Regions from separate parts of the Mus musculus genome. Here all the other regions are linked to region 3. The links are chromatin loops, found by intact Hi-C in ENCODE. Cell type or tissue: left cerebral cortex. All regions are shown on one strand.

The links. Hi-C counts contacts between places; a loop is a spot of excess contacts. Peaks named below come from ENCODE experiments on the same cell type or tissue, not always from the same donor. Only the 100,000 strongest peaks of a DNase experiment are listed, where the experiment ranks them.
Region 1: it touches region 3 in a loop (7-fold over the local background); 3 of 42 quality-filtered maps call a loop at or near these places.
Region 2: a loop joins it to region 3, with 4 times the contacts of the local background. A loop is called at or near these places in 3 of 42 quality-filtered maps.

The regions. Positions count from the first base shown.
Region 1 is chr13:18,853,958-18,861,957 of GRCm38, reverse strand. Vps41 (VPS41 HOPS complex subunit) reads right to left here. Exons shown (of 29, transcript NM_172120.4): 25 at 7,297-7,433. Among named protein-coding and RNA genes, the nearest start is that of Amph, 90 kb to the left of the region's middle. In left cerebral cortex, no CTCF peak of the experiment used is centred here; DNase peaks (open chromatin) are centred at 2,380, 3,540, 4,139 and 5,655; H3K27ac peaks cover 1,470 bases.
Region 2 is chr13:18,863,725-18,871,724 of GRCm38, reverse strand. It overlaps Vps41 (VPS41 HOPS complex subunit), which reads right to left. Exons shown (of 29, transcript NM_172120.4): 28 at 7,613-7,692; 29 at 4,914-5,605. The coding sequence ends at 5,525. Among named protein-coding and RNA genes, the nearest start is that of Amph, 81 kb to the left of the region's middle. In left cerebral cortex, a CTCF peak has its summit at 3,316 (motif pointing left); DNase peaks (open chromatin) are centred at 993, 3,038, 3,329, 3,621 and 1 more place.
Region 3 is chr13:18,943,681-18,951,680 of GRCm38, reverse strand. Amph (amphiphysin) reads right to left here and starts at 3,330. Exons shown (of 21, transcript NM_175007.2): 1 at 3,180-3,330. The coding sequence starts at 3,248. In left cerebral cortex, CTCF peaks have their summits at 3,445 and 6,334; DNase peaks (open chromatin) are centred at 1,881, 2,784, 3,364, 3,802 and 1 more place; H3K4me3 peaks cover 2,961 bases; H3K27ac peaks cover 2,430 bases.

The DNA.
Region 1 (8,000 bases), 90 kb after region 3:
CACCACTGGGTATGGGAGTGGGTGCAAGCAAGCATGGCTCCCCACAGCAACCACACACAAGGACCTGAATTCCCCTGCAAAGCCCTGGATGACGACAGCTAGCTGCAGCCCTCCTCAGTTACATGACAGGACACATTTGGGACCCAAATGTGGGACCCAAAAGCACCCGTGGCTTTCAGTCTCTGTAAGATGCAAGGCTTAGTGATTTTAATCTTCTTACGTCTACTTTGATACTACTTGTGGAGGGGCTTGCCTCCATTTTCATCCTTTTTATGAAAATGTGGTACATTTACACAATGGAGTACTACTTAGCTATTAAAAACAATGAATTCATGAAATTCTTAGGCAAATGGATGGAACTAGAAAATATCATCCTGAGTGAGGTAACCCAATCACAAAAGAACACACATGGTATGCACTCACTGATAAGTGGATAATAGCCCAGAAGCTCGGAATACCCAAGATACAATTCACATACCACATGAAGCTCAAGAAGGAAGACCGAAGTGTGAATACTTCCATCCTTCTTAGAAGGGGGAACAAAATACTCATGGGAGGAGTTACCGAGACAAAGTGTGGAGCAGAGACTGAAGGAATGATCACCCAGAGACTGCCCTACCTGGGGAACCATCCCATAAAAAATCACCAAAACCAGACACTAACTATTGTGGATGCCAACAAATGCTTCCTGACAGCCTGTTATATCTGTCTCCAGAGAGGCTCCACCAGTACCTGACAAATAGAGGTGGATCCTCGCAGCCTACCACTGGACTGAGAACAGGGTCCCCAATGAAGAAGCCAGAGAATGGACCCAAGGAGCTGAAGGGGTTTGCAGTCCCATAGGAGTAACAACACTATGAACTAACCAGTACCCCTGGAGTTCCCAGGGACTAAACCACCAACCAAAGAGTACACATGGAGGAACCCATGGCTCCAGCCGCATATGTAGCATATGTGGCCTTGTTGGTCATCAATGGGAGGAGAGGCCCTTGGTTCTGTGAAGGCTCTATGCCCCAGTGTAGTGGAATGCCAGGGCCAGGAAGCATGTGTGGGTGAGTTGGAGAGCAGGGGGAGGAGGGAGGAGATAGGGGGGTTTTCAGAGAGGAAACCAGGAAAGGGGACAACATTTGAAATGGAAATAAAGTAAATATCTAGTAAAAAAAATAAAAAGGAAATAAAAATGTGTCTTAACTCTATAGGGATCCTCCTGGCCCAACACTGGCAAATGCTAGCTTTACAGATGTGCTTAAGTCTAACTGTCCTGTCAGATTCTCCTAAAAATGTAACATTACTTTTGTTTTCAGCTGGTGTATGCTGCCTGGTTGGTGGCTCAGTGTCTGAGAGATCTCGGGCGTCTAGGTTAGTTGAGACTGCTGGTCTTCCTATGGGGTCTCCTTCTTTCAGCTTTTCCCTAATTCAACCACAGGGGTCACCAGCTTCTGTCCACTGGCTGGGTGTAAGTATCTTTCAGCTGCTTGTTGGGCCTCTTGGAGGGCAGTCATACAGCAGAGGACTGCCTGGTCTGGCCTCAGTCAGAGAAGATGCACCTAACCCTCAGGAGACTTGAGGCCCCAGGGCATGGGGAGGGGTCTGGTGGGGTGAGGTGGGGACATCCTCTTGGAGACAGAGGTGGGGTGGGGAGGAGGTATGAGATGAAAAACAGTTAGAGGGCAGACCAGGAGGGGGATAAAGACTGGATTGTTAAAAAAAAAAATAGAGAGAGAGAATAATAGAAAAAGAGAAAATAACAACAAAACCAAATTTAAAAAAGTTATGGTTTTTATCAGAAGTCACTACAGCATACAGAAAGAAGAAGAAAAAGAATACAGCAAGAAAGTTATCTACAAAATATTGATGCTGACAAGCTTTCAGAAAATAGGTCAGTAAGTTCATGAAGCTGCTGTCCTCCAGCATCCAACTAATCGGCTCAGTTCTAGCTCCTCTGGTGTGGGCTCTGGAAGCACTGTGACACTCTCCAGGGCACACCGCCTGGGCAGTGACAGATCAAGGGTACAGCCTGTGGAACAAACACAGGCCACAGGCTGCAAAGAAAACAGAAAGCCAAGGACAAAGCACTTTCTAAGCAGGTACAACCTGCCTGCTCACAGACAGAATTGGCTAGGAACACTGACAGTTGTCAAGAACCTATAAGAAGGAAAGGGACAATGATACTTCTTGCCTAACCTGATCAAAATCCAAGGGTCTACACCAAAGAAAGAAAAAAAGAAAGAGAGAGAGAGAGAGAGAGAGAGAGAGAGAGAGGGAGAGAGAGAGAGAAATTCTAAATGTCACTGTCATGACCAAGTATGGCAGCAATCAGAAGGTAAGAGTCCCTTGGCAACAGTCTGACTCAGCTCCAGCAAGTCTCAGGCAAGCAGGGAGCCAGTGTGTTAGACAACAGTATACTGCTGTGCGAGCGCTCTCTTTTCCGTGCTGCTTTCCCTCTGATGTCACTTCCAGAAATGAAATCAGTTTGAACTGTTAAATAAGAAAGAGAAGAGGTAGGGTTGGTTCATGTATGGAGCTGACACAGAGATGGGCTTCATTAAGGAAAAGGGCACTGCAACCAAGGAGCTATGATCGATCGGGAGAGTAGGAGAAAGGGTCAGGTCACTCTATCAGCGACTACACGTGTGGAAGATCAAGGGGAAGGAGTGGCTTACTTCCAGGCATGGGACGGGGATGGAGAGAAACATGAAAAATTCCCAAACAAAGGAAAATGTCTGACTTTCGTTTCCTTTGGGGAGGTGGTGAAGTTCTTCACTACGTGATTTTAGTGTGGACTGTCCACCATGGAGGAGCACGGAGGAGCCAGGTACCAGGACAGAACATGCAAATTAAGAGCTGTGAAATCACAGCACCATAGCTGACCTTCCCAAAGACAGTTTGCAGGCTGTGGGGTCTGGCCTTTCAGAGTGATGAGTGCATTAAAGGGTCTGACTTATGGGCTAACGGAGACATCTCTGTATCTATGAGATCTCACCATCTGCCAATAAGAGTCTCATGATTATCAACCTGGCTTAGCAACACTTCTCACGTAAGAATTCTCTCCAAGATAAACTAGTGCCTTCCCTCAACTTCATAATGCCATTTCTATCTCAAAAAATATTTATTGACATTGCTCAGAAGGAACAATATTACCTTTTTAGAAATCCTTCCTTATGGAAGGCCCTTCTATTGTCCCCAGATTATCTACCCGTAAGGACCAACCTTTTTCCTCGTCCTTTCAACCGCCCTTGTTCCTCTGCACTTTCCCTTTGTCCTTTGTTTAAAGAAGCAAGCCACAACTGCAATCAATGGTCCACATTCCATGAGTAAGAACATCCTTATGGCGTCAACAACTGACAAGAGACCTTAGGTTTGCTCTGTATTTTCCACCTGATTTCTCTATAGCACATCACCATGGATGATAATCCCAAGTAAATGGAAAATTCTAGCCCCCACATATATTTCACAAAGCAATAAAGAGGCACATATCAGAGAAATCATTATGGCTCTGCAGAGACAGCTGCTGTGGGGGCGGTGCTAGAACTATGGCCAAGTTTCTACAGCTTTTATTTGAAAAGACTCTCAACTTGCCGGCCTTGCCTTATTCACTTTGCATGTCCTTAGAATGCAACTGGCTGCCAGCTGCCTAGCATCCGAGCCCCATGGCTCTCCTCACTGCAGCCTGGCCATGGCCACTTCACTCTTGCTGGATTATTATTACCAAACGTGACTAAGCCCAGACAGAAAAAATAAAGGGAAAGATAACTATTTAAGAACTAAATGAATCAAGGAAGCGATGGCTGGCTGGTACAAGCCACCTGCATCACTCAAATGTCGTGATAAGATCAAACTGAAATAATATGTAAAGAAAGAAATCCATTTGGTCTTAAAAGCTTATTTTAGGAATTTGAGAGTTTAAAATCCATCTTAGGAAAAATACAGAAAGGTTAGATAATTAAAAGTGAAAAAGAAATTTGTCCCTCCTCTAAAAAACGATGAACAAGAAAGTCATCCATTTCTGTAAACTGATTTGTGTTTTCAATTCTAAGTAGAAAACTACTGGGGAGCTACAGCAGCAAGGCTGAGAAGAGGGAAATACCTTTGCAGATCTGCAGAGGGCTGCGTGCCATGGGGGAAGAGGACTCATTCCACATCACTTGCTGACATGCACAGGGCCAGGCCTCTGCTTACAACAGGCACTCAGAGGTACAGTCCAGGGCTGGGTCCCTGTGCCTCCTGCCTCTTTAGGAACAAGTTCAAACCGGCTGCCTGTCTTTCTCCAGAGGTGTAGTCATGAGGGAAAAGCCAGGAAGTGGTTCTCATTGGCCGAGCTTTGAGGGATTATGTCTTAGAGTTGATGCAGTCCTGGATGAAAATGGTCTGGCATTTCCTCTGCTGGCCTGAATTTAAAACTAGTTCAGTATCGTACCATACCAATATGTCATTAACCTTCTGAAGTCTCAGTCTTCTACTCTGAGCAATGGGGCTAATGATAATTTTAGACCCATTATGGACCTAAAATGTCTGTCAAAAACAAAGTGGTTAGTGACAAAGCACTGATTTCCATTTCCCTAATACCCTCAGTATCTGAGGGTGTGAACATGCTCAATTCTGTTACCTTTCAGAGCTGTCAGGTTATAAAGTATGAAAAGGTCACATGGCAAAAGCTGCCGGAGTTTCCCATAACTACTCTCCTCTCAGTTAACTGCTGACCCGCAGTATCTCTCACGCCTTAAAGAACTCTAGGTCCTCAATGCACAGTCTGTTTGAGAAGGAGACTGAGACAGTACACAGCAGCACACCTGACCTCTGTGTGAAGACTCTTCATATCATGCTTTATATCACACACAGCATCCTTGGAAACTCATAGGTCTGTAATATCACCCTCAAACTTGGGGGATCTATGGGGTTGAACTCTTATTATTAATGAGAACATAAATTATAGCTTTATGAAACAAACAAAGACCCATACAATGAAATAAAAGTATGTCTGTCAGGGAACAGCAAAAGGCTCCAGAGACCTGGGATATTTTTACATGATCCCCCAAAAGGTTGCTTAGGCAAGTAGATAAATAAATGGCTACTAATAAAAATTAACAGTCAACATACACGGGGAGGAAGATGGTGGGAGGGAGGGAAGGAGAGGGAGAGGGACAGGGAGAAGGAGAGGGAGAGGGGGAAGAGAGAGGGAGGGGGAGGGAGAGGGGGGAGGGAGAATGGAGAGGGAGAGGGGGCAGGGGGAGGGGAGTGGGAGAAGGAGAGGGGGGCAGGGAGAGTGGGGCATGGAGAGGGAGGGGGTAGGGGGAGGGAGAGGGAGCAGCGGGTCAGCACTAGTGTGGTTTCCCTGGCTCTGCCCTTCCCTCTCCCACCCTTTTCCTCTGAGTAGTAGTTTTTCTACCCAGTGGCTGATGAGTAACAATGGCTCTCTGAACCCATTGGTAAACAAATTCTGGGTCTCTTAAAATCAGCACCCAACTGCATATTTACAGAACTAAGGAAAAGCTCACTATATATTTGTAATTAAGAAGATACTGGTACTATTTTAGAGGACCATTTTTATGTTAAACATTTGTTTTGTATCTAATGCTTTGTATTTCGGCTGGCTCAGCACTATGCAAATTTGTTCATAGAAGTGAATGAATAGTGAGACTGCAGCAGGGCGTGTGAGCTCCCATAGAAGAGCAGAGTGAGGGACATGCCAGCTGCCTTTGCTGGCATCAGCGTCGAAGGGAGGGACTGGCAACACAAGCATGGTTTCACCCCAAAAGCCCGGCTCTAAGCACCAGTCTAACCATCCTACTATCATATACAGATGCTACCCTAGCCTCAGACACTGCCGTACGTTTAGACTTGCTGTCTCAAGCATATTCTGCTATATACCTCCCTCAGTAAGAAAGGGCCCACAAAGCACAGGACACTGTCAGTCTCACTCACAGGGGATTAAGGGCATTACAAGGTTGGCTATGGCACCATTTCCCCCAAAGCGGATTTCCAAGCCTGAGATGTTCTGCATACCTAGGGAACGGCATAAAGTAGGCACTTCTCTGATCCCTGCTCCTCCCTATTGGCCAGTTCTTAGATTCTTGTTCTCTTTCCCTTTTTCTTTCTCCCTCAGATCATATCCCTAGGATTATCTGAAACCCTCCAAAGGCTTTGGCATAACTACCAGCCTAAGATTAGGCCTCAGTTCTCTGGCACATACTTCTTAGGTAATCCCATCCCCTACATAGTGCTTCCAAGTGAAGGTTCTGGACTGTCTACCCCAGTCTACAGAAAGAAACCTTCTCCTTTCACGCTGTGCCTTGCAGTCACACCACAGTTCCCCGAGGACCACGAGGATGCTGACATCTCCTCTGTAGTCCCCTTGTCTGCACCAGCCATTTCTTAGAGTCCGTTTGGTTAATTCCACAGGTCCAAGCTTCTCAATTTCTCACCTAACTCAACTCTGACCACCTCTATCCCCACCCCACTTTTGAATACCTTCACTACAGCTATGAGGATGTTATCTGTCCTGCAGGTTGTCTCGCTGATTCTTGGTGCATCATCCTGAGTTCAGCAGGCCGTCCTTTACCTTGCACCCTTCACAGTGACTAGCAATCTGATCTGATTTATCTACATCATAATGTTCTTCTTACAACCTGTATATTGTCTCTAGGAAAGCAAGTTCATCTATTACAGCAACACTTTCAAGTGATCGCAGAAAGAACAGTCTGCATGCAAATGAATTTTAAATAGTTTCAAGTATTAGTGAAGCAACTAGGATTCTGAAACATAGTCACTGTTCAATTCTATTAAAGAAAAAAGGTTAGAATACTTAGTAACTAGCATATTAACTATTTATATGAGAATATGGGTTCTTTTTTTCTTATCACAAATTTTGAGCTAATAAAGAAGCATTATTGTACCAATCAGACAAAAGCTGATTAGATCCTGTGCTTAAGTGTGTTTCAGACAACAGAGTCCTTCAATGGCTGCAAAATTATTCCGAGTGCTTAAAGATGTACTCTAATTAGTTACAATATTTATTTTCTCTAAGAAAATTTTTGTGGCCACTTCAAACAGTCTTTGTAACTTACTCTCATGTCTTCTTCAGTGCTGTGATCTATTTACACATAGTGAAAAAGCTTCCTGAAGTGGAGAAGTTTTTCAGGTTTTCTATTTCAACAGGTTTCCAAATATCAAACTGCAAAGTGTAACAGGCATCCAAATGGCCTGCAAATACTTATGTAGAAATGAACTCACTCACTCACTCACTCACTCACTCACTCACTCACTCACTCAGATGGTCATGTGTGTTAGAATACTTACCTGCAAGTTATAATCTTGCAGAATTTTAACCAAGGAATCTCTCAAATTGGGAATCTCCATTCCTTCCTTAATTCGGTGGATAAGTAGAATCGGGTCCACATGTGTGCCAATGTTGTTCAACAAGCCAGTGATAAATGCTACAAAACACCAGGTTAAGACCAAATAACACATGTGCACTATTAGAATACACTTTGTTCACAATCTAAGTTTAGATCATAAGTAACTGAACCTATTCCTTTAAGAAATGTGTTAAAAAGTGTGAATTTATAAACTCTCAAGAACCAATCCTCTTTAAGTTTAAATTACACTCATAAGAACTAACTTCCTCTAAGACTAAAAGGAGAAACTGAGACCATCTTAGGAAAGTTAAATGGTCACTATTGTTCATGCCGCTTCCAAACTGTTTTTACTGTCCAAGAGCAGGTAGCAGAGAGGGCCTCTGGGCATCCTGATACTAGGCACGCTAATATTTTGCAAGGTGAGTATATACTGTGCTTCCCTTTTACAGACAGAGGACATGAGAGTCTTAACTTATCTATGGTCACAAAACTCAAGTTAGAACCCTGTTAGGTATCTTGTAGTTTCAAGATAGAAAGTCTTCAAGCTTGATTGTAGATGTAAGCTAATTACACGAGAATAGAACCCCCTAACTTAAGAGTAGCCACCATGACCAAAATCACAATAAAGCTGTAAGGAGAAGAGAT
Region 2 (8,000 bases), 80 kb after region 3:
TGGACCTTTGGGGGACACTTCCATATTCCACTTATATACACAGTGTCAAGCCAACTTGAAACAGAGCTTAGACCAAGCGTGATTTGCAGTGCTATTTGCTATCACACAACTGAACAAATGCCTACAACTGTGCAGTACATATTTTGAACAGAAATCTTAGTGTATGATTTTAAATAATTAAAACCTAAAACATTGTTACAGAAGTTATGTTAAAAAGAATTTCAAATTAGGATAACATTTACTAACTTCTTAACAGTACCTTGAGAATTTGGGGATGAGAAATGTGTGTTCTTGAGCTTTTTACGTTTAAATAGAAAGATATTTCAAGATATGCCCTCAACTACATATTTTGGTGGGGAAACTTACCATCAATGAACCAGAGAGAAAATATTGGTAATATTGGTAATACATCATTTTGGAAAGAGAGATCCAAGATGGATTGAGCCCAGGTGTGTGGTGTTGCAAGAAGGTCATATTGTATAGGGATACTGTATATATCTTAAAATACAGTCACAATTTGGAGTCAAGTTAGGACTACAAGAATCAAATCTTGAGTGGAATACATCACTACTTGTAACACATGCAAACATTCATGCTCATTTCTTCTTTAAGAAAACTAAGATATATATGAATTACTGACAACTCTGAGAACTAGCATTATTCGGAGCAAAAGTAATACATTAATGAAAATGGAAACAACAAAAAAGGAAGCTGACGTAGTAATCAGACGGGAGAGGCACATCAATACTCTGGTAGTAGAATGAAAGCAAGGGGCCTGAAGCGACCAAATTTATAAGCTGGCCAAAGATGTGGGTATTCAGACACACAGCAGATGGGCACAGGATCTGAGTACAGAAATAAGAGTAGCTGATTAATTCTGCTGTTTCTGATTGAATTTGCTCTTTCTCTAGGGATTTAGAGCTGCTTAGAGTAGAATGGAGACTGAGAGACCAACTACTTTTGGGGACAGCTCAATGTCATTTTCAGCACCCTGACAGATGGTTACCAATCTTAGCTTGAGCCATTCCATCCCTTTCAGGGTCTCTGGGACCCAAAGCTTCCTTATATTTAGATGACATTCCCTAACATAAGCCATCCTAGGCCAAGCCAGCTGGTGCACAGCTCGTACCTGCGCATCTCAGCAGCTATTCTGAAGTCACCTGGAAGAATCATTTTTCTCCTCTTTTATGTAACCAATTTCTAAATTTTGAAATTTCCCATTCTTCTCAGATTTTGTGACTTTACAGTATTATAGTGTCCAATCTGTCCGCTTGTTTCCTAAATGGCCTGTTTTTCACATTCTAGCCGTGTCCTGGCTACTTCTATTTTGTCAGATCTGTTTTTTAAAACACCTAAACCAAGTAAGTATTCTCACCTGCTAAATCAGGAGTGCTTCTCTCTGTAAATAGGGCAAATAATCTATTAAAATTATCACAGTTTTTTCTTTCTTTCTTTCTTTTTTCTTTTTTAGTAGACAGATGGTCCATATTTGTGGTCATGTGGTAGCAAGTTACTGTTGTATAACAAATGGCCCCAAAATTTAACAACTTAAACACTTATCATCATTGTTTCTGATTTAGGCATGTTTTGGGTGGGCTGTTCATTGTCATGTGTATGTTAGGGTGTTGGTTGGAACTCTAGGGCCTGAAGATTGATGGAAACTACATGACAGCTTCTAAGCCATTTTAAGAGTAAGAAAGCAGACCAGAGAAAAGTGTACATATCCATAGACATTGACAGACATAGATATATAGTGAGGATCAAGAGAGAAAGGGGTACGGTAGAGTAGTGCTATCCATCTACCCATCCACCCACCCACCCACCCATCCACCCATCCAGTCATTCATTCCCTCAGCATCTTCCAGATGTTTTGAGTCATTCCAGTAGAAGCACTAGGCACTAAGATGAACAAAAGGTTTCTCATCCATACTGACCCTACAGACCACAGGGTGCCATGACAAAGGGAAGGGGAATGAAGTTGGACATGAACTGAACTGGCATGGAGACACCTGATATAATCAAAGTTACATCACTTGATATACCTGGGCTTTCAGCTATAGCTCCCTTGCTCTTGGTAAGACAGAAACAAGGGCAGGGAGGCCACAGCAGGAAAGGAAAAGCAAATCTTTTAAGTTCCAAAATCTTTTTAAAAATTTAGTAAACAGCTGCCAGTAGATCCAGCTTTTGCAAACTCCAAACCCAAAATAATAATAATAATAATGATAATGATAATAATAATAATGTAAGAGTCAATTTTACTGCCCTAAAGATCCAAGAGCTCAAATGACCAGGCTGCAGGGCTAAGGCATCAGGGTGAATGCCCTACTTTCTATCCCAGGACCCAGCTTGTCAGTGGGAAAAGGGATAAGCTCTACCAGATGATAGATGCCAGCCTATTTTCTACTTTCTCTTAGAAGCAGCAATCTTTGAAAGCAAATGTCCATCTTCTTCTACCCATTTACATACATTCTTAGCAGTGTGATGGATAAAGATCAACCAAGTTACCATGTCTGTGTTTCTCATGGTGCCAGGGTTAGTGCACAGACTAATGGCTAGAGCCAGCTGGGACTGGATAACTGAGTGAACCAAGACTGCATCTGTTCCATAGACAATCATGAACTGGATAAAGGCAGACACGTGCGAAGCCTCTAGCCAGTGGTCCAAGGTCAGGGTGGCTGAGGACTGACTGGGCCAACTGGGTCATCAGTACAACAGCAGTGCATAGGTGAAGGGCACAGAAGTAAACTCGTAGCCACCATGCAGGAGTGACAGGCAGGAGGCTGTAGTTAACTGGCAATGCGTTATGAAGATCAAACCAAAGCCCGTGAGCCCTTGCACACACAGGACACAGGGAATCCTGAGAGTGCAGCTAGGTCATGCCATGTTTGCCTTCAGAACTCCCACGCTAGCTGAGTGCACAGGAAGAGCATGGGCAGGGGCTGACTCTGTGAGGATTGATTCAGACTGATTATCATTCTCTTGTCTTTCCTAGTGTCACACTGTTGTTCCTAGTCATGCTCGAATCTGTGCCACACAAGGAAAGTGTCTTTCCTCAGACTGTAGAAACCAGCCCTCAGCAGAATCAAGGCATACGAAGTAAAACTCAGTACAATTGAAATGTAGTATTAACACCCCAGGCCTTAATAACAAACCACAACTAACTGATTCAGTATTTAACATATAGAAATGCCTCCCCCATGTGTATGTGCCTACTCAGTATTCCTGACAGTTATTAAGAACTTTATGTGGAACTGGGGAACAGGTTAATATTTATACAACATGGTGACTCATACTGCTGCGTGCAGCCGCCCTCTGCTGGAAATGGGCAGTGGTTTCAGGGCAGCCACTGCAGCCAGGCTGTGTGGGTGGCTTGATGCTTCTAGAATCTTCCTACTGCTTGCTCTTCAGATCCACAGTGATTCTGTTACCCATGGAAACCTCGTAATCAATACCTTCCTCTTTCTATGTACTGAACAGAACAGCTCAGCTGAGTACTTCTGTAAAAAGATCTTCAGTGGGTCAGAGTAGGTGCCCTGAAGGCAGACTGTGACTGCCGGAGTTGAATCCAGCTGGTACACTGACCCCTGCCTTGACTTGTGGGGAGCTGCTGAGCCTTTGTCTTTCTTCATGGGCAAACGGCCAATCTACTAAGAAGCCTGCACACACAGCTGCAGGCTGGCTAAGGCTCATAAAAGCCCTGCATATCATAGTTACTCTACAAGGATTTGTTTTATAGGGTTTCTATATTGCAACAACCAAATAACTGACTGAGAGTGTCTGAAAAACTTTTCAATAATGAGCACCAGCAAGTAGGAAATCCTGGTTATAAACAAATAAAACAGTTGTCATTAAGTAACTTTGAATTTGGCTGATGCATACACGAGGCAGATTTCTTCAAGGACAAACATTTGTGTCTATAATCTCTGGTAAAAGTGGACCAACCTGGCTTCAGGCATGTTTTATTTATTTAAAAGATTTAAAATTATTTTATGTGTATCTGTGCGTTGGCTGGATGTATATCTGTGTACCACACACATGCATGTTGCCTACAGTGGCCAGAAGAGGGTTTCAGATCCCCTGAAACTAAGGTTACAGACAGGTATGAGTTACTATGTGGGTGTTAAGAACTGAACCCAGAACCTAGGAAAGAGCAGTCAGTGCTCCTAATCACTGAGACATGCTTTCGGCTCTTCAGGTGTTTTTCATGGGCTGGTCACACATTAGAGAGGCTGGGTAACTAGCATTTTGAATATTTTGTTGTATTTAAATGTTTATAAAGTGAGAAATAATGGAAAGGATTAATTACCCTTTAGTACAATTATCCACCAGTTTTTTAAAAAAGAAAGCATTACCCAGGGAGGCAGGGTGGTGCTCTTTGCTTGCACCACCATCTCGTCCTGGAGATCTTAATCGATTCTTGAAAAGGGAATGAACACCCTTTGCTATCTGCATCCTGGCTCAGTTATTAAGAATGAAGCAAGCTTACTCCCTCCTTTTCTGTACTTAGGGGTTATTGTCCAAATGTGGTTTAGGAATTGATGGAATTTGCCTCGGAAGTAAACTGTGGTGGACCTGGCACCACCCATCCTCCCCTTCAGGAGTTCCATTTAGTTTTTCTGGCCGTGCACCTGCTCCGAATAGCAAGGGAAGTGACAAAACTTACCAAGCCGAACCTTGACATCAAACTGGAAACATTAAGAACAACAAAAAGTCAAGGCAGTGAGGCACACTCCTGCCAACCCTTCCAGGCAGTGAGATACACCTTAAATCTATCCTTGGCCCTTCTTTGGAGAGTCTCACTTAACTCTGACAGGGTCCCTGGCTTCCTCCTACTTATCAACCACAGCTTGTCAGTGCCAAAACTCACCTCTATTCCTTAAAGAGCACTTGTCTGCTTGCAACACAATAAAGGATTCACAATGAGAAGGGCAACATTTATTCATTCAACAAATATTGATGACCTGATGGGGCAGATAACTGAGCTAGTCAGCGCGTAGGTAGCAAACATAAGGCTATAGTACCCCAGCTAATGGTCTTCCCACATGTCACTGAAGGAGTGTCAGTTCTCAGCATTTTACCTTTAATTTTAATTTTTACCTCTAAATGCGCTTTAGGAGGCTACCCACAGCTGATGACAAACAGTGTAGCCAGGCATGCCAGAACTGTTACCAGCAGAACTTTTGGCCGACTGTAGCTGGCAGTGTTCTCAGTAGTGCAGTTCATGCCTGGTGGGTGTAACTAGGGTATAACGAAGTCACTTTGAACTCTTTTGCTAACTAAATAAGCCAAATAAACAAATCATGAAATACTGATTAGCAATGCAATATTTCATGGCATGGGAAGAGCTTCGACTTCTCCATCGGTGACAAGGAGCAGCTTCTGGAAGGAAGGTCTGGAGAAAACAACTGACGGGGAGCTCCGAGGAGCCCTGAACACGTCACTCAACAGCACTGGCGTTGACACAGCTGCTGTGGTCCAGCAGTCACTCAGTGGAGAGTGGCAAAGGGTGGGCAGGCAGGCAGGCCTACTTCTTCATCTCCAGGATGGCACTTCCAGGCCCACGGTTCTTAGCACTACAGATGTTGCAGTATTGTGCAGGAGCATTCTGCAAACAGTTTAAAAACATGGGTTAAAAAATGTCTACCTTTACATTCAGAAATGTGATTCTGTCATCATCCAGGGAGCCGAGGGCTCTGAAGTGATGGAGCATCGTTCCCGGCTCCGTAGAGGATGCTTTAGCTCAGACAGGACACATGCTTCTATGACTCTGCAGCTCAAAGGACACAAGCGAGGCGGTTAGACCGCTCAGTTAGTGAAGTACAAACATGAGGGCCTGAGTTCAAGCCCCAGAACCCATGGTCTAAAGGCCAAAAAACCAAAACCAAACCAAACAAAAATACATGTGGTGGCACATGCTTGTAACCTCAGTGCTGTCCCATGTAGTCATGGATCCTTGGGCTCTGGTCAGCCAGCCTAGACTACATGCTGAGTCCTCGGTCCCAGAGAGCAGACCCTCTTGCAAATGGACATCTCCAGGGAAAGGACATCTGAGGTAGTCATCTGGCCTCTACATGTATGTACAAACACATGCACATGTACACACAAATGCAAAAAAGGGGTGCAGTGGGGGGCATCACAGTAGAGCCAGCTTTGTCTGGCCAGGATAACAGAATCATGCCACACAAGGCAGGCCAAAAACCCTCCACTGATTTCCAAGTGTTTTCTAACACACAGCCCACTGCTCAGGCGTCATCAAGCCAATAGCATGAGTTCACACAAGTGGGTATGCTTTTATGTGAACTATAGTACACTGCATCTGTCACATTTGAAAAGTAAACAATATACTTATGTGATAAAAAAAAAAAGAAAGCTGGCTTCTGAGAGGACTCCTTTTTTTTTTTTAGTTTGTTTTCTATGCTTTATTTAGTTTGTGTGTCTTTTTTTTATTTAATTTTTTTATTACGTATTTTCCTCAATTATATTTCCAATGCTATCCCAGAAGTCCCCCATACCCTCCCCCCCCCACTCCCCTACCCACCCACTCCCACTTTTTGGCCCTGGCGTTCCCCTGTACTGGGGCATATACAGTTTGCGTGTCCAATGGGCCTCTCTTTCCAGTGATGGCCGACTAGGCCATCTTTTGATACATATGCAGCTAGAGTCAAGAGCTCCGGGGTACTGGTTAGTTCATAATGTTGTTGCACCTACAGGGTTGCAGATCCCTTTAGCTCCTTGAATATTTCTGAGAGGACTCCTATACCCCATTCAGATACCAGAACCCACAGATACGCAATTCCTTCTGTTCTGGTTAGTTTTTAAGTCTTTCCCCTCAACTTGACACGAGTTACAGCCCTCAGAGATGAGGGAAGCTCAGGTGAGGAATTGCCTCTACTACACTGGCCCAGTCCATGGGCGCATCTGTTGGGGCATTTTCTTAATAATTGATGTGGGATTGTTAAGGCCTGCAGTTAGTACCACCAGTCGGCAGATGGCCCTAGGTTCGGAACAAGAATGTATCCATGTTCTTCTGTGGTCTCTACTTCAGTTCTTGTCTCTATATTCCTGCCCTGGCTTCCCTCCATGATGGACTTGGAGGCAATAACTAACTAACTAACTAAATAAATAAATAAATAAATGGAAAGAAAACCCCCAAAACAACAAACAAACCCCCAACCCTTTTATGCCAAAGTTGGGTTTTTGTTAGTGTTTTTCGAAATGAACAGAACGAGCAAACTAGAACACCTTTACATACAAAGGCAGACAGCTTTTGGATATTACCCATATGTTTAAAACATCTTCGGTTACTTACAATACCAAATACAATGTAATGCTTATAAACAGTTTCACTTTTGTTTAGGGAATAAATAAAAAAAAAGGAAAAGTGTACATGTTTAAGACAGGGCAGCTTTTCCTTAGGACTGCTGATGCGAGGTTGCATGGATGCAGAACAAGGTAGCGTCAATCCATGGATGCAGAACCCAGGAACTAGGCAAGATGAAGAGGAGCAAGTGTCTTGTGTAAAAGAATTAAGAGATAGGATGGTGGGTTGTAATTGTGGTTGCTGTGATTCCATCTTCCTTTTTCATTTGGCAGCGGATGGCTGACAACTTACCATGCTCGGCATAGGCAGGCACTCCTTGTGGAACATGTGCCGGCAGTGGAAGACCACCACGCTGAAGGGCTTCGCTGCATCTGCAAGGGGCAGTGACAGAAGGAGCAGAACTCAGTGCACCAGGCAGATCAGGAAAGGTTAAACCAGCCTGAGAGAATTTCCTAGCAACAGGCTCCATTTGACAGGGCTTCTTTACAACAGGCCCTGGAGTGGGGAGGAGCCTAAGCACAGAGCGGGTGTAGAACCACCTGCCTATGAAGTACAATTGACAGGCTACTTTCCTGGCCTCAGCATCACTTACCAAGATAACTAATGCAGCACAATTTCACAGCAAATGTGATGTTTATTTGAAAAAGTAGAATATGTGTGTCCCTGTATGTGTCCTGAG
Region 3 (8,000 bases):
CTTATCCACCTCAAAGAAAAGCCATACAACCCACTTGATAGATTTATGTATCATCACATAAACAAAAACACTCATTATCATAAAAAGACTTTTAAAGAGTAAATGAAAAGGTAGAGAAATATTTTAAGCCTTAAAATTAGTAGTATCATTGCCCTAACATATAACAATATAACATATAACACTGTGAAAAGGGAGTAATAATATGAAATTTCACAAAGTGAAAATGTAACAGTTCCATTCCCAAAGTGTAAGCAAAACGCATTAATAATAGACTACTTTTCCCAGTGATACATCCAAATGTTATTACTGGGTGTTGGCTAGTGTCCCATGGACTGATGGAAGAAAACAGAGGTATAAATAGTCAGGAAGCTATTCAGCCATAAGAATAAGCATATTTTTAGAAATTGACCTAAGGTCATAATTAAGATTGTGCACAAATTTTCTTCTTAGTCTTACTGGCTTACATTTATATGAAGAAACAACTAAGAAATGAATATACAAAAGTGGAATTCATTAAAGTCTGTATGCTCCAATACGATATTCAGTCATTTATGTGCTGATTTAAAGTATGTACATGGATGGAAGACTGTTCACAATTATGAAATGAAATAAATGGCTTGCCCAACTGCGCAGTGTAAGCCTGTTCAGTTGTATGGACATGTGCATATGAATGTGGAATGCCTAGCAGACCAAATGCCAGACAATAGTAAACACTCTGCACTCTATCTTAGCCAAAAGGCTGAGAACTGAGGAGTAAAAGCTCTAAAGAACAGAGAACTCTGAGATTCCTAATCTGTTGGAGTTAGTTCCTGCTTACATGTAAATTTCACTCTTCTTCCAATGAACTTTAACTAACTTTTCATAAGAAAAAAAAAACATACTTTTTAAATTTGTAGAAAGCTGGACGTCATCTCTAAGAGTCATTACACAGTAAGGCACTTGCAACCCAACTATGCTCAAGCCCTTGAGGGGAGCAGAGCTGAGAAGAAAGACAGCCTTCTTTAACAGCATAGGCCTTATCCCAGCAAGGAGCAAAGGGTCTGGGGAACACGTCTGGCATTCAATTAGTGAAATGGGCTGTCTGCATTGGGAGAAAGAGACCAAAGAAGTAGATGAGGGACCAAGTGGGAAATCCAACAAGCACAGTTGCCACATGGGTTCGGCTGGGCCGCTGCATTCCCTCCTGCCCACCACATCCCAGTGCCTGGCCAGGTTCAAACAGGGGACAGAACCCCTCCTCTTAGACCCTTGGTGTCTCAAGTCCTTTTTGCAGTACAACAAGCACAGTACATAAGCAATGGTCTCAGGGAAGAAAAGAAGAGACTTGAAGCCCTGTGAAAGGAACCATGAACTCTCAGTTATAGAAGAGTGGACACTATCCACAACTGCCAACATAATATATACATTTGGTTCAACGGTTCATACAGGCCAGGACACTGTCAGAGACATTACAGTTCCCTTCATTTGTTTGGACCATATTAACAGCTGGTGACCTAGATTAATATGTGAAAAAGCAGACCATATCACAAAATTACTTCACAGATGGAAAGCCGAGTCGGCGAAAAGCCACAGACGAAAGATTTAAGTGATTATGTTAGGGATGGGGGAGGGGGGACTACAAGTGGGTGAAATAAAATGTGGGGAAATGACGACAAAGTCTTGTCCAAATCTCGTGTTTGGCAAACATCTGCTATCTGGCTATTATCTGGAAAGCATCGGGGTGACGGAAGGGGACAAGTAGCTTGGCTAATTCCGCTTCCGAGGGAGTGGCAGGAGGCTCCTGGAGTTCAGGATGAGCTTGAGTAGATATTAAAAGCAATACAATCCTCTTACAGAGCTGGGAAGGTGCATGTGTGCAGGGAGGGAGGATTGCATACAGCCACTGAACCTGAACCTGGCAGAGTTCCTGCTCCTGGGCTCAGCCTTTGGGGCAGCTCAGAGTGGGGGTAGGTCGAACTTCTAAGGAGGGTAAGTGCTGTCAGAGTGAGGAATAAGGACAATCTGATTTCCAGAAGGAGAAGAAAACACCAGACATCCTCATCCCAGGGACAGAAATTAATGCCATACGAAGCAAATACAGCTCAATTTACCACTAGCCCAGGTTCACTTTCAAATACAAGGTTCAAGCTCCAGTACAAACGTCCTTTGCTTGGGACGAACGAAGACTTCATAGGAGGGTCAGATATAGTAATCAGGGACACTAGGAAGCCCAGTGCCTGTAAAATGCAGAGAGAGAGAGAGAGAGAGAGAGAGAGAGAGAGAGAGAGAGAGAGAGAGAGAGAGAGAGAGAGAGAGAGACTGAGACTCGACTATCCAGAGCTGGGCTAGCTATGGATAACATTCCTCCGGAAGAGACATAAATTACAATACCTAATTTACAAACACTGCGACCTCAGCGCCTCTGATAGGAGTAGGTTTTGCTGCTTCTCAAGCAGAGAAATAAGCATTTTGTGCAGAGATGTGCAGAGAACTCTGAGGTCGAGGTTGTTTGTTTTTGACCTTCCAGAGGGCATTGGCTTCAAAAACCAACACGGATACTTAGGGAGAAATGAGCATTCTCTGGAGCTCCAGTTCACCACTGTGCTAAGGTGTTGGTTGTTTATTATACATCCCATTGGTCCATGCACATCTGGGGTGTCTTCTTTGCTTAAGTCGTTCGTTTCGACCGACTTCACTCAAATAGCCACAACACCCCCACCCAAGAAGAGATGCGACAATCTCCCTCCCGGATCTGCGGTCGTGGACGCCTGAGCTGCTTGCGGGAGAGCTTGAGCTCAGGAGGTGCGGGCGCGGAGAGATGGAGGCGCCCAGGGACGTGGACCGCTCCGGGTGCAGCCAGAGAGCAACTGCACCTGCCACCCCTGGTCCCGGGAGGCGTGCCCAGGAGAGTGGCCACCCTGGGCGGGCTCTGGGAGTCTATAGCACTCAGTGCCTGGAGGGTCAGGGGTCTGCGGGTTCCCGGCGAACCCACTGCGGGGCCGAGCCCACGCTGCCTGAATGGATCCTGCCTGGCTGCAATCGTTGAGAGCAGAGACAGGGGAGTCCTCCACCCGGCGCTTGCTCGGGCTCCGCAGCGCGCCGCACCTGAACCCGCGGCCCTGCAGCGCAAGGCCAGCACTGCCATCGGCTCCCGCACCTCCTCGAGTCACCTGCCCCGCATCCCGCTGCCCTCTGCTGACCTTTTCCTGCGCGCGGTTGAGGCGCTTTTGCACGTTTTTGGCGAAGATGCCCGTCTTGATGTCGGCCATGGCTGCTGCGGTCCGCAGAGCTGGAAGAGCAGAGCGCGCAGCGAGCCGGCGGCGGCACCGAGGAGCCCAGGAAGAGAAGGAGGAGGAGCGGGGGGAGGAGCAGCTGAAGCGTGAGGAGCAGAGGAGGCAACGGATGAGGGAGGGGCGCGGCGACAGGACCGGTTTAAAGAGATAGAGCGGATGTGCGGCCACTAGGGGTGACAACGCCACTAGTGAGATGCATGGAAAGAGAAGTCAAAGGCCAAGTGTCCACCGTGATGGAGGAGGTGGTCAAGAAGTGATAAAGATGGAAGACGTTCCTCAATCCCAGGGCCTTGAGGCAGCTAGGGGTGAGAGAGGGCAGGGCTAACAGGACGTTTTCAGGGAGGAAGGTCGGAAGACTCTGATTCTGTCTCCCCAGTTAAAGAACAGGAGGAGGTGGGGAGGAGTCTGTAAGGCTCTAAATCACCAAATGACTGCCCCGTCAAAACACCTTGAGTGGAGAAGGAACGAGTCCATCCACCCTCCAGAGGCTCAAACCTGTGGGGGATGGGGAAGTTAGGAGAGGATGAGGCTGGAAAGTCCCTGCAGGGCAACTTGCCAGAGAGAAAGAGTAAAGAGATCACTGTGAGGCTTGCCAGTGGGAAAGGCCATGTTCAGAAGGGTCAGCTTCTACACACAAGTGCTGCACTTTGCCAGCTCTCAGACACTGTGGCACAACAGTTTTCCCAAGAAATGAGACCAGCAGTCCCTTTGTCGTTCTTTGAGACAAAACTCTATGTGATCTTGCTGACTAAGCCAACTGTCGCAAGCAAGAAAGGTAGAGACAAGACCTGAAGTGAGTATAACAAGTCACAGTTTTATTGTGTTGAGAGTCAACATACAAAGCTCACACTCTAAACTGCTAACTATGGTCTTAAGCCTATCTCTCCATGGTTGCTCATCTGTGCCACCAACCTTAGCTAAAGGACAGGTCCACTCTCTAACAGTAGTCTCTGGTTCAACCGGGGGCCGACTCTCCAGCCACATGACAGATCAAGGTCTGTCTTGATGTGCAAAGCAGAGCCTTGCTCTTGGTTTCTGCTTATATTCCATCCACTGGGCACCATCTAGGCCTGTGCCAGGTTCTCTTGAGTGAGTGATGTCACTGGGTTCTGGTTATCAGGTACAGCCTTGGGTATAGTGGAGTTCTTGACTAAGCTATTTTTCCATGCCTAGAAGATTTTTTTTTCCCTATGCTCATTACAATGGCTGTCCTGAAACTTGCTATGTAAACCAGGCTGGTCTCAAACTCATACAGATCTGCCTTCCTCTGCAGATCTGTGGGATTAAAGGTGGCCCCTTTTGACAGTCTTAACAGAAAGATGTGGTCCTCTGTGCACCTGGCAAAGACAAGGCGGCAAAGGAGCTCCAGAAGCCTTTGACAATGGGCAGAGTCTTCATTCTCAGGTTCATTCAGGGTTCCATGAGTAGAGGAAGAGAGGTGGCATCTGACAATCACAAGTCAGAGGTTGAGCAGGCACCAAAACAGGGGAATATCCTGCTCCCCTTCTAAAGTTACTTGGGTGTTCCCTTCGCCCAAACCAGTCCCTAGTATCACTCTTCTGTGAGCTATTGTTCCAGTGACTTGGGTATGGAATGATGCTGTTGCTACTTGACTGCATAAGATGTGATGTAAGCCCAGTGTGCCAGCTGGAGGGCTCAGCTTTGGCAAGCTAGGCAGACTTCATACTCTGTACAACCCTCTAGAGCCAAGGAGGAAACTCAACTGCCCTGATATTAAAATTAAATAAAAACAAACTAGCAATGGCTATGGAGAGGTCACGTGCAAAGGGAAATGTTTTGAGTGCATTGGAGAGGGAAATACGAATGTCCCAATTATTCAACCACCTTTCTGGCTGAATACACACACACACACACACACACTACCAAGCCCTGCAGAAGAGCTGACCAGTGGATCCCAGTCCAGAATACAGAATGATAAATAAACTCAATTGTTTCATAAACAGTAAGCACCTTGAATACCTAATCTATTTCCATGACTTTTCCTTAGGATTTTATGCCCAATTTGCCTAGTAATTAATTGAGTCCCAGGACACAAGACTCTTGATGCTAAAATTGGGAGGCATTGGGCAAAGCAAGAGGGCTTGCCCCCCACCCCCATTTGGATCATTCCACATAAACAGAAGTTTACCTTATAGAGAAATAAGGAGAACACCCATTTTTGCACTTGGTCAACATTCAAGGACAATGACATCTCAGAAAGCTGGGAATTTTCGTAAGTTCTCTCTAGTGAAGGAAGAGGGATTAAGAACCTCAGCTCTGCCCTGAGGTGCTGACTGTGAGAATACAACCTTAACAATGACAGAAAAGACCAGACTGCACTAGAGTTTAAGTTCATGGTCACTCTTACAGTATTAGTGCCTGCACCCTCTCTGCTATGGCAATGAGCTTACCTCAACTCCCTCTGTAGATAGCAATATTCTCTCATTACAAACAGGAGAGAGTCGTTTCAACTGTGAGCTATATTCTTCCCAAAGCTATCAGTCCTCAACAGAACCACCCTTTATCTTTCTTGCAGTTATCTTCCCATCGAATTCTTGGACCTCAGCGTATATCACCTGAAATAAAAGGTCAAATTATTAATGTTTCTCATTATTTGGGTGTCCAATTCTAGCTCTGTACCTGGAGTCTTGTAATTTCTTGGTAATTTCATCTGAAAGGCATGGTGTGTATGTCATGTCAAACAGTTGTTAGGTGCACACTTATCACTCTGGAATGCTGACCAAGCACTTTAGCTGGTACTTAGGTTTTGTAAATAGTTGTTGAAAATCCCTAGACCAATCATGAGCTCTCTTGCCAGGCATGGTGACAGAGATCAGAGACACTCTTTAAGAATCGTGAGCCTGGGATTCCTGGATTATTTTCCAGTTTCACATTAAAACTTTACCTCTGACTCTGCCTCCTCTGTCACTCCCTCTAGGTTTGATGCTTCTGCCTGTGGTAGAACAGTTCTGGAATGTCATTAGCGGCTTCCCTTACCACAGGAGGTTTCTGTCAGTGGGACCATAGCTTTAATAGATTTCTTGTTGTTCTGTGGTCCCTCTCCTGGAGGACACCACAACTGCAGGTGCTTTGACCTCTGTTGGTACAGGATGGTTAAATATTAGGTGGGATGTGTTTGCCCCATCTAGCTGTGTAGCTTATGTTAATTTCAGTTGAGTTTTGAGTTCATTGTGTATACATTTTGTGGATTGAGAGTTTGTTATTATAAATCTGACTGATAAATTACAAGCCTTTAGAGTTTTGATTTTACTGGGTTACTGGAATTTGTGACAGCTAACCACAGGGGGTAGATGGCTGGGAATGTGAGCAAACTACGCAGTAACAGAACAGCTAGATGGGTGGTCACTGCTTGGGGTTAGCCATGGAGGTGGCGAGGTTACAGGGGCCAGAGAGTAGCCGGTGCTAGTGCGGGATGGTACCTTTTTTAATATTTCCCGCAACACAGATCTGAAAGATAATAATTAAAGTGTTAATTGGTGTCAACCTTTAAAGAGCTTTAGTACAACAAATAAAAATTATTTTCTGTAAAATAAAACAAAACAATACCATCTCTAAACCTGGTAAGAGGTGTATCAATGTTTACAGAGTAGATGAATCTGTTTTACCAAATATTGTAATGCAGGCAAAAGAAATCTTCAAACTACGTGAGAAGGTGCAGCATGGTAGATTTCCCATTATGCTACAGGAACAAAGAAAAGTACGTAGGTCAAGTTCCAGGTCTTCAAGCATTTTATGTTGCATAGTGGTGTCTTTTTCATAATCGTAAGACTTAAATATTCTAATAACATGAGCATCTTGTTGTAGAGGGTGTTGGATGCCCAGAACCACCCGTGAGGCCAGCCCTTTACTCCACAAATGTCCCCAGTGCCTTTCTCAGAACCACAGAACGTCCTATAGCAGGTGCACGGTAATAGCACAAGAGGGTCTCAGAGGTTTCTTGTAATAGTCAAGTGGTGAGACTGTGCTTTTACGCATACAGTCTTCATTCTGACACCACTGGGAATGACCATAGTTTTCTAACTACTTACGTCTTTTCTTCATATAGGTAAACCACTTTATTCTCAACCAGTCAAGGAAAAATGCCACTTACCCAACCAATTATAGCTTACTGTTTATGAAAATTTAACCACAATTCTTTCCAATTTCTGAAGTAAACCTACATATATAATTATTTTATATCAACTTATCCTGTACTGTGAGACTATAAAATAGTTTTCAATATTTCTACAAAGTTTTCAAAAAGGTATCCCTTCAACTCCAGTTCTTCACCCATAGAATACAGAATTCCATACCCAATCTTTATTTCTGGTTCATGTTTCTTCCTTCTAAATTGGGTGATGACTCAAAATGTGGATTATGATAGGTTTTTATAATGGCCAAAATCAGTTCAGAATCATAGTTATCACAACTCTTTTTACATATGTTTAATAACATGGACATTTGACAGCTCCTGATTTATAAAGTTTCATCAATTTTGCCAAGACCCTTAGGGAAAGAAAGGCCTAGATGTGCTTTATCTTCACCTGGCTGTTTGTCAGTACTCAACAGGTGTTATGATTCTGTATTCGTTGTGACTTTATTAGTTACTTCTTATTAATTACACATTTTTGATGTCCCTTCATAGGTAGTTACAATAATATTCTATCTACTCCCTCCGACAAGCATAACAAGAATTTTGATCTCATTCAAGTTATGGTTATCTCTTGT